Linked DNA regions of Homo sapiens: region 2 is linked to region 1. A link is a contact called in ENCODE Hi-C data. All regions are on one chromosome and are shown on one strand. The core of a region is the stretch at or near the end of the contact, and the rest is flanking DNA. Distances in the headings are between cores, read along the strand shown.

Evidence for each region. Hi-C counts contacts between places; a loop is a spot of excess contacts on that map. Pooled maps may share reads with other maps.
Region 2: a loop to region 1 is called in a map of Calu3, with 3 times the contacts of the local background. The contact joins the promoter of LINC02119 here to the promoter of LINC02107 in region 1. A Hi-C loop is called at or near these places in 1 of 168 maps with a recorded cell type or tissue (Calu3) and 1 of 50 pooled maps.

The regions. Positions count from the first base shown.
Region 1 is chr5:38,024,007-38,027,707 of GRCh38, reverse strand. LINC02107 (long intergenic non-protein coding RNA 2107) reads right to left here and starts at 2,011. Exons shown (of 3, transcript NR_147009.1): 1 at 1,949-2,011.
Region 2 is chr5:38,146,772-38,150,460 of GRCh38, reverse strand. It overlaps LINC02119 (long intergenic non-protein coding RNA 2119), which reads right to left and starts at 1,981. Exons shown (of 2, transcript NR_134272.1): 1 at 1,860-1,981. All of the region lies in intron 2 of LINC02107 (long intergenic non-protein coding RNA 2107), which reads right to left. RefSeq lists a silencer at 2,100-2,394.

The DNA of each region.
Region 1 (3,701 bases), core at 762-3,261:
ATGCAGCCTTTAGAACAAGGTTCCAAGAGTTACTCGGATGTTGGCTGATGCTTACAAACCAATGCTAACAAGTGGAGTGTAAATGAATCAAAACCAGATAGATTCCATTTCCCTTCAAGTAAATGGAGGTTGGAGACGGGGAGGTGGTGGGAATGCTTCCCAAAATGTGAATTTTACCAAAACCACAGTGTTCTGTATAAAAACTAGAGAAATATCATCTGAGCTTCAACTAGGGCTGGGTTTCAAAGAGGTGACATGAAGAGGGAGAAATGACACCCAGGAGCACCCTTCTGTGCCAGGCCATGAGCTTCAGGAACACTGGTTTCACCCCCACAATAAACGGCACGGCTGGCAGGTGTTCTCCCCCGACTTCAGAGATGAGAAAATGAAACGGGTGTACTCGCGTCCCCTTCTCTAGGTCATTCAGCCAGGAAGTGATCCTGAAGGCCGTCTGCATTAGGAAACAGTGCTCTCTCACCTCCTGTGCTCTTGTTCCATGAGAATCATTGATTACTTCAGCAAGTATGATGTAATGATGCTTTAATGAGGCCATTTTGGAGCATTCTACCAATGCAATGCTAATCTTGTCAAGGCCAACACCTGTGCTGACTTAGATAGTGCCTATGGGAGAACTAGGTAAGGAGAGGTAGAGAGTCATATTTTTTGTTTTTGTTTTTGTTTTTGTTTTTGTTTTTGTTTTTGTTTTGTTTTAGAGACAGAGGTCTTGCTTTGTTACCCTGGCTGGAGTGCAGTGGCACAATCATAGCTCACTGCAGCCTCAAACTCCTGAGCTCAAGTGATTCTCCCACCTCAGCCTCCCAAGTAGCTGGGATTACAGGTACACACCATAATGCCTGATTAATTTTTACATTTTTTTTTGTACAGACAGGGTCTCGCTATGTTGCCCAGGATGGTCTCAAACTCCTGGCTTCAGACAATCCTTCTGTCTCAGTCTCCCAAAGTGCTGGGTTTACAGGCATGAGCCACTGCGCCCAGCAAGAGTCTTATCTTGATTTAACTTAGGATCACCGTGAATTTATGTCATAAATCCAAGTTACTCAACTGTGGGGCAGGCCTGTGCTTCACCTGCATTACCTAACTCCTTTAATCCTCAAAATGACTATGGGCTTTATAGCATTTTTATCCCTATTTTATGCCTAAGAAAACAGGCTTGGAAAGGCTAAGGAAGAGGCAGAGCCAGGATTCTCACCCAGCCTGCCTGACCCCTCCGAGTCCAGATCATGTGCTCTTACCCCCTTCACAAAACTAAAAGGTTAATAATTCTAGAAATTATGCAGCAGTGGCTTTTCAAGGTATGTGGTTATCACTGATAGCAGCTTCCTACACATGTATTCATTTATCCAACAGGTATTGATTAAGTGATTACAATATATAAGACTGGGGGGTTATAAAGAGATCAAAAAATGTTCAAGTTCTTGTCCTTAGTCTCAAGCCATGTACAGCCCAGACTTACTCAGTTCTGGATTTTCCCCTGGTCTTCTGGCTACTGTCCTTTATCTTTTCAACTCACTTGTTATTACAGCAGTTTATTTCTTTTGGACATGTCCAAATTTCTGGTTTAGATAAGTCTGTCCCTGAGACAAGTGAACTTCATCAAGAGATAAATGAATGGAGAGACAGCTTTAAACCAAGGGCCTCTGGCATTCATAGAGTATCAGAACTTGAAGGGATCTGACAGATGGAGCCTGTATTGGTCAGAGTAGTCTACCTGCTATAACAAACAAGCCCAAACGTTTACTTCTTGCTCTCACAAAATTCAAGGGGTACGTTTCTGGTTGGGCCTCTGTCACACCTGTGGTGATACGTGGGGATCCAGGTCCTCCCCTGCTGTGGCTCCCCCATCTCAACAAAGGGTTTCAGGATGCCCCAGACTTCATCCACACAGCAGACAGAAGGCAGAGAGAAACGTCAGAGCAGGCATACTTACTTCTAACTGACTCCTCCCATTCCATCGGCAAGAGCTAGTCACAGTGCCACCTTCACGCCAGGGCCTGGGAGGTCTGTATGCAGGTTACCGGGAAGAATAAGTCAGTTTAGTGAGCATTCGGCCCATAAAACCACCGTGCAGGTGAGGAAACTGCTGCAAAGTATCTACTGCTACAAAGTGCCTACGCGAATCAACCAGTGTCACATAGAAGCAGATTCCATATTCCACTGCAGCACTCTTTGCCTACAACATTGATGCTTCCTAAAAAGACGTGTCTTGCTTTTATTTCTTATATCACACTTACTATATAGATTTAAAAAATACAGAAAAACTTAAAGAAAATAAGTTTGCACTATACTTTTCCAACATAGTCGCTCTTTATGTTTTGATGCCCGCTAACCTCTTCCACGTGTGTACCCTTATTATATATCACACAGACAAATTTTAATTATAAAATGTTCCAAACATACAGAAAGCAGTATAAAAGAAACCTAGGGATGCGCCACTCAGATTTAACAAATGTTAACATTTTACCACATTTGCTCAGTTCTCTCCTTTAGAAATAAAATGGATCCAGCTGAAACTCATCTAATTCTTTCTCATTCCTAAAGGAAATGAAGAAGTGCTATCCTAAAGCTGGTGTGTATAGATCCTGTGAATGTTTCCGTACTTTTACTCTATATATATAGATAGAAACGTTTTTGTACTTTTACTGTATATATATAGATACAAATATATATACTGTATATATATAGATACGAATATATATACTGTATATATATAGATACGAATATATATACTGTATATAGATACGAATATATATACTGTATATATATTACAAAAAGTACTGTATATATATACAGTAAAAGTACAAAAACGTTTCTATATATATATATATACAGAGACAGTCTCATTCTGTTATATATATATACATATATATATATATACAGTAAAAGTACAAAAATGTTTCTATCTATCTATCTATCTATCTATCTATCTATCTATCTATATATATATATATAGAGAGAGAGAGAGAGAGTCTCACTCTGTTGCCCAGGCTGGAGTGCAGTGGTGTAATCTCGGCTCACTGCAACCTGCACCTCCTGGGTTCCAGCAATTCTCCTGTCTCAGCCACCTGAGTAGCTGGGCTTACAGCCGTGGGCCACCCTGCCTGGGTAATTTTTTAATATTTTTAGTAGAGATGGGGTTTTGCCATGTTGACCAGGCTGGTCTCAAACTCCTGGCCTCAAGTGATCCGCCCACCTCGGACCCCCAAAGTTCTGGGACTACAGGTGTGAGCCACTGCACCTGACCTTTACTATGCAATTAGATTCATAAAATGTATATTACTTTTGTACATTTTAGATTTTTGCATAAGTGATACAATGCCATATGTATTCTTTTGTACCTTGCTTTTTTCAGTCAGCATTATGTTTTAAGACTTACCCAAGTTGATCCATGGAGATTATTTTCATTCAGTTGAACTAGATGTAGTATTCCATTGAATGACTAAGCCACAGTTTATTACTCATTCTTCTCATATACAGTTAGATTGTCTCCATTTTTCCCTTCACAGTAGTTTTAAAAAACAAAATTAGCATCAAATTATACATACAGATTTGCTGCCTGCTTTTTCCATGTAACATAACCTAGTTAAGCCTAGTAGTCACATATATTCTTTGAGAATATTATTTTTAACAGCTGTATAGTGCCCTCTCACACGAACATACCAAAATGTATTTAACCAATTCCC
Region 2 (3,689 bases), core at 732-3,231, 120 kb before region 1:
TGATGTTACTCAAATTTAGACAAGAATGACCAACTCATTTCAAGATAGCTATAGATATGGATATGGATATAGATATATACACATATACACATGCACCAGAAAGGCAAGAGGTGGTGCATTAGAACAAACACGGGACTGGAATTTGGGAGATGCCAATCTCATATCAGCACTGCTCCCATCTCCTTATGAGGCCTTCCTTAGCCATTTCATACCTTTGCACTTCAGCTGAAGGAAATATACTACATGATCTCTAAAGTCTCTTCAACCCCAAAAGTTCTACTAGTTGTGTTTTCTTTATTTATGAAGGAGTGGAATCCAAGAAGACAAATATAACCCTTGCTTCAACTCTTGCTTCCTCACTGTGCTCAATAAATATGTATTCACAATGATGTTATGCCACATGTCTAATCTTGAAGTTGACTTATGGTCCACCCAGAGGGAGGAAATATGTGAAAGGATTATTAAGGGATAAGAGAAGGAGCTAACAACAGAAGACATTGTGGAAAGTTATCTATTCATTCATCAAGCATGTGTTTAGGACCTACTACATGAGAAATTGGGTTAGATCCAGGAGATCTGAAGGAGGCACAGTCCTTGCTTTTATGGAACTCCTAGATTGATACTTAGAACATTTCATTCAATTGGGAGAAAATAGTGGAGGTGATTTTGCTTTTCATTGAGGTAAACCCTACCAAAAACATTTCATTATTATTAGCTCTTCTTCCATTCATATTTTGTGCATCTGACTTTCTTTCTTTCTTTCTTTTTTGAGATGGAGTCTCGCTTCTTCGCCCAGGCTGGAATGCTATGGCCCAATCTCGGCTCACTGCAACCTCCCCCTCCCAGGTTCAAGCAATTCTCCTGCCTCAGTCTCCCAAGTAGCTGGGATTACAGGCATGTGCCAGCACTCCTGGCTAATTTTTGTATTTTTAGTAGAGACGGGGTTTCACCATGTTGGCCAGACTGGTCTCAAACTCCTGACCTCAAGTGATCTGCCTGCCTCAGCCTCCCAAAGAGCTGAGATTACAGGTGCGAGCCACCGCACCCAGCTGACTTTCCTTCTTTCTAATATTCTAAAGAGTACTGGACTCTGATCCAGCATCCCCGGTTTCTAGTTTCAGTTCAGCTGCAAACTGTGTGATCTTAGGCAACAAGGCCAACCCCCAATGCTTAGTTACCACATCTCTTCAAAGAGTACCGAACACTTGTTCCTCATGCCTCAAGCAATTTTTATCAGGACGTAAAGGTATTCAGGACAACAAAAAAAGTGTATAAGAACTATATTATATAAGATGATTTTATTAACTAGTCAACAATGATGTCATTCACCCATCTGAAGTTGCCTCTTCTCCCTCAAAGGGAAAAATATGAATGTTTAAGTTTTTTTATACAGTAATTTATTTTGCAAGTTGCATTTTTCCTTTAGTATACTGGTTTATTTTCTGCATTTTGAAGAACAATTAATCTAGTTGCTCATCAAATTACTGTACAACTTTATATATTATATTATTTCATTTCCTTATTCCAACTCAGAAAGTATGGAGATCTATTTCTATGGAATGAGGAAGGAGGATATGCTAAGTTTATTTAATAAAGACTCATGAAAATTTATCCAAAAAAATTTCCCTTCTAGGTCACAAAAATATGATCTCCTGCAAATAGCTGAATCTAAAAGACCCATCAGATGATCAGAGAGTCACTGAAAATGCTTACTAAACCAACCCTTACTCTAGAAATCAGGAAAAGAAAGAAAACTTGAAGAAGCTCAGATTTGACAATTCTGACATTTGGAAAATCAAGTCAGCAAAGAAAGCTGCTGTCAAAGAATGTGAGCAAGGCCATTTACAATGTAACCATACCTACTCATTCAGCTCTGTATCCATTCACTCTCTCCTTCAACATTCATTGAGCATCAAGCATGTGAAAGTGCTGCACTTGGTACTGAGCAGAACACCAGGCTCTCACTGAATGCTCTCATCACTGGTGGAACGGTCTATTAGCAAAATCGCAGAGCAGTGGAAAATATTAAAGCAAGATAACACCGAATTGAACAAAGCCACCTTTGAAACGCAACCTTTTAATATCAGGTTGAACAGCTCTTCCTATTTGCCCATCTGCTAACCTTTAAAAGATTCCTCTCATTGCTGATACGGCCAGTTGCCCCAGCCTGCCTTCAATAGTGCACAAAGGGCATCTTTGTTTTCCTCCCAGTGAACTCAGAGGCCAACCCAGGGAACAGTGAAATATCCAGGATGGAAATGAGGTGTCTCCGTGACAGCGGACTCCTTCTTTTGCCCCCATTTATCGAGATCAACATGACTGAGTCACCAGTAGATGAAACCAATGATTGTTTTACTCGGACTTCCCCAGAGTCACCCCCTGAGTCAGTGGGTAAACTGGGGTAAGAACCCAGCCTTGTCCTATGAGGCTGAGCGGGTCTACTATATTTATCCAGGGTCTCATGATTCTTAGTGCTTTTGCTCTGCCCTCTAATTTGCACTGTGCCTGCTATAATATCTAAACGGGAAGTTGCCAGCTAGAATGGTCATTATCCGAGAAATCTATTTAAACATGTTTATAAGGTCAAATGAAGTGGGTGGTGGATAAGCTAGACAGAAAACAAAAGCTTTGGCTCAGCATAGCCAGTGAGGCTAAAGCTAAAGAGAGAAGTGTTTTCATGTTGAATTTGCACATGGTAGAAAAAGGCAGTCTAAGCATAATTATATATAAATGCAGGAATGAGCAGTCAAAATATTAAAACGACCAAATGATTTCTATTTAAGAAGCTGGACAATGGAATTGACTTATGGTAAGTCAAGGGACTGTCTGTTTGAGGCAGCATGCCGGTATAGCAGAGCCCAAGATCAAATTTTGGAAAAGCTCCTAGTGTATCCCAACCAGTGGGAAGAGCTGGGATGATCAAGAAAGATGCCCAGAATCAACCAAAAATGACCTGGGGGAGACTTCACAATGGAATAGTGAATACTATTGAACAAGAGGGAAATAAGGAGGTGAGAAAAACACCTAATATCTCTGGGAGCCCAAGCTGGGATTCTTGTATATTTAAGACTTTGAAGAACAGCTCTCTGTACCAAAGAAATCCACATCTTAGAGTTAGGAGTCAACCATTTCATTATGTGACTGACCTCCAGGCTCTGCCAAGCCATTCTTCAACATCAAAGAGGAGGGAAGAGGGGAAAAGAAACTATTGTCATACGTCACTTAATGGTAGGGATACATTCCTTCTGAAATGCATCATTTGGCGACTTTGTCCTTGTGTGAACATCATAGTGTACTTACACAAACCTAGATGGTATAGCCTACTATACACCTAGGATATAAGGTATAGCCTATTGCTCCTACCCTACAAACCTGTACAGCATGTTACTGTACTCAATATTGTAGGCAATTATAACACAATGGTAAGCATTTTTGAATCTAAACATAGAAAAGATACAGTAAAAATACAGTATAAAACATTAAAACGGGTACCCTTGTATAGGGCACTTACCGTGATTGGAGCTTGCAGGCCTGGAAGATGTTCTGGGTGAGTGAGTGAGTGAGTGGTGAGTGAATGTGAAGGCCTAGGACATTACTGTACACAACCGTAGACTTTATAAACACTGGACACTTAGGCTACACTAAATTTATTTAAAATTTTTTTCTTTCTTCAATAATAAATTACCCTT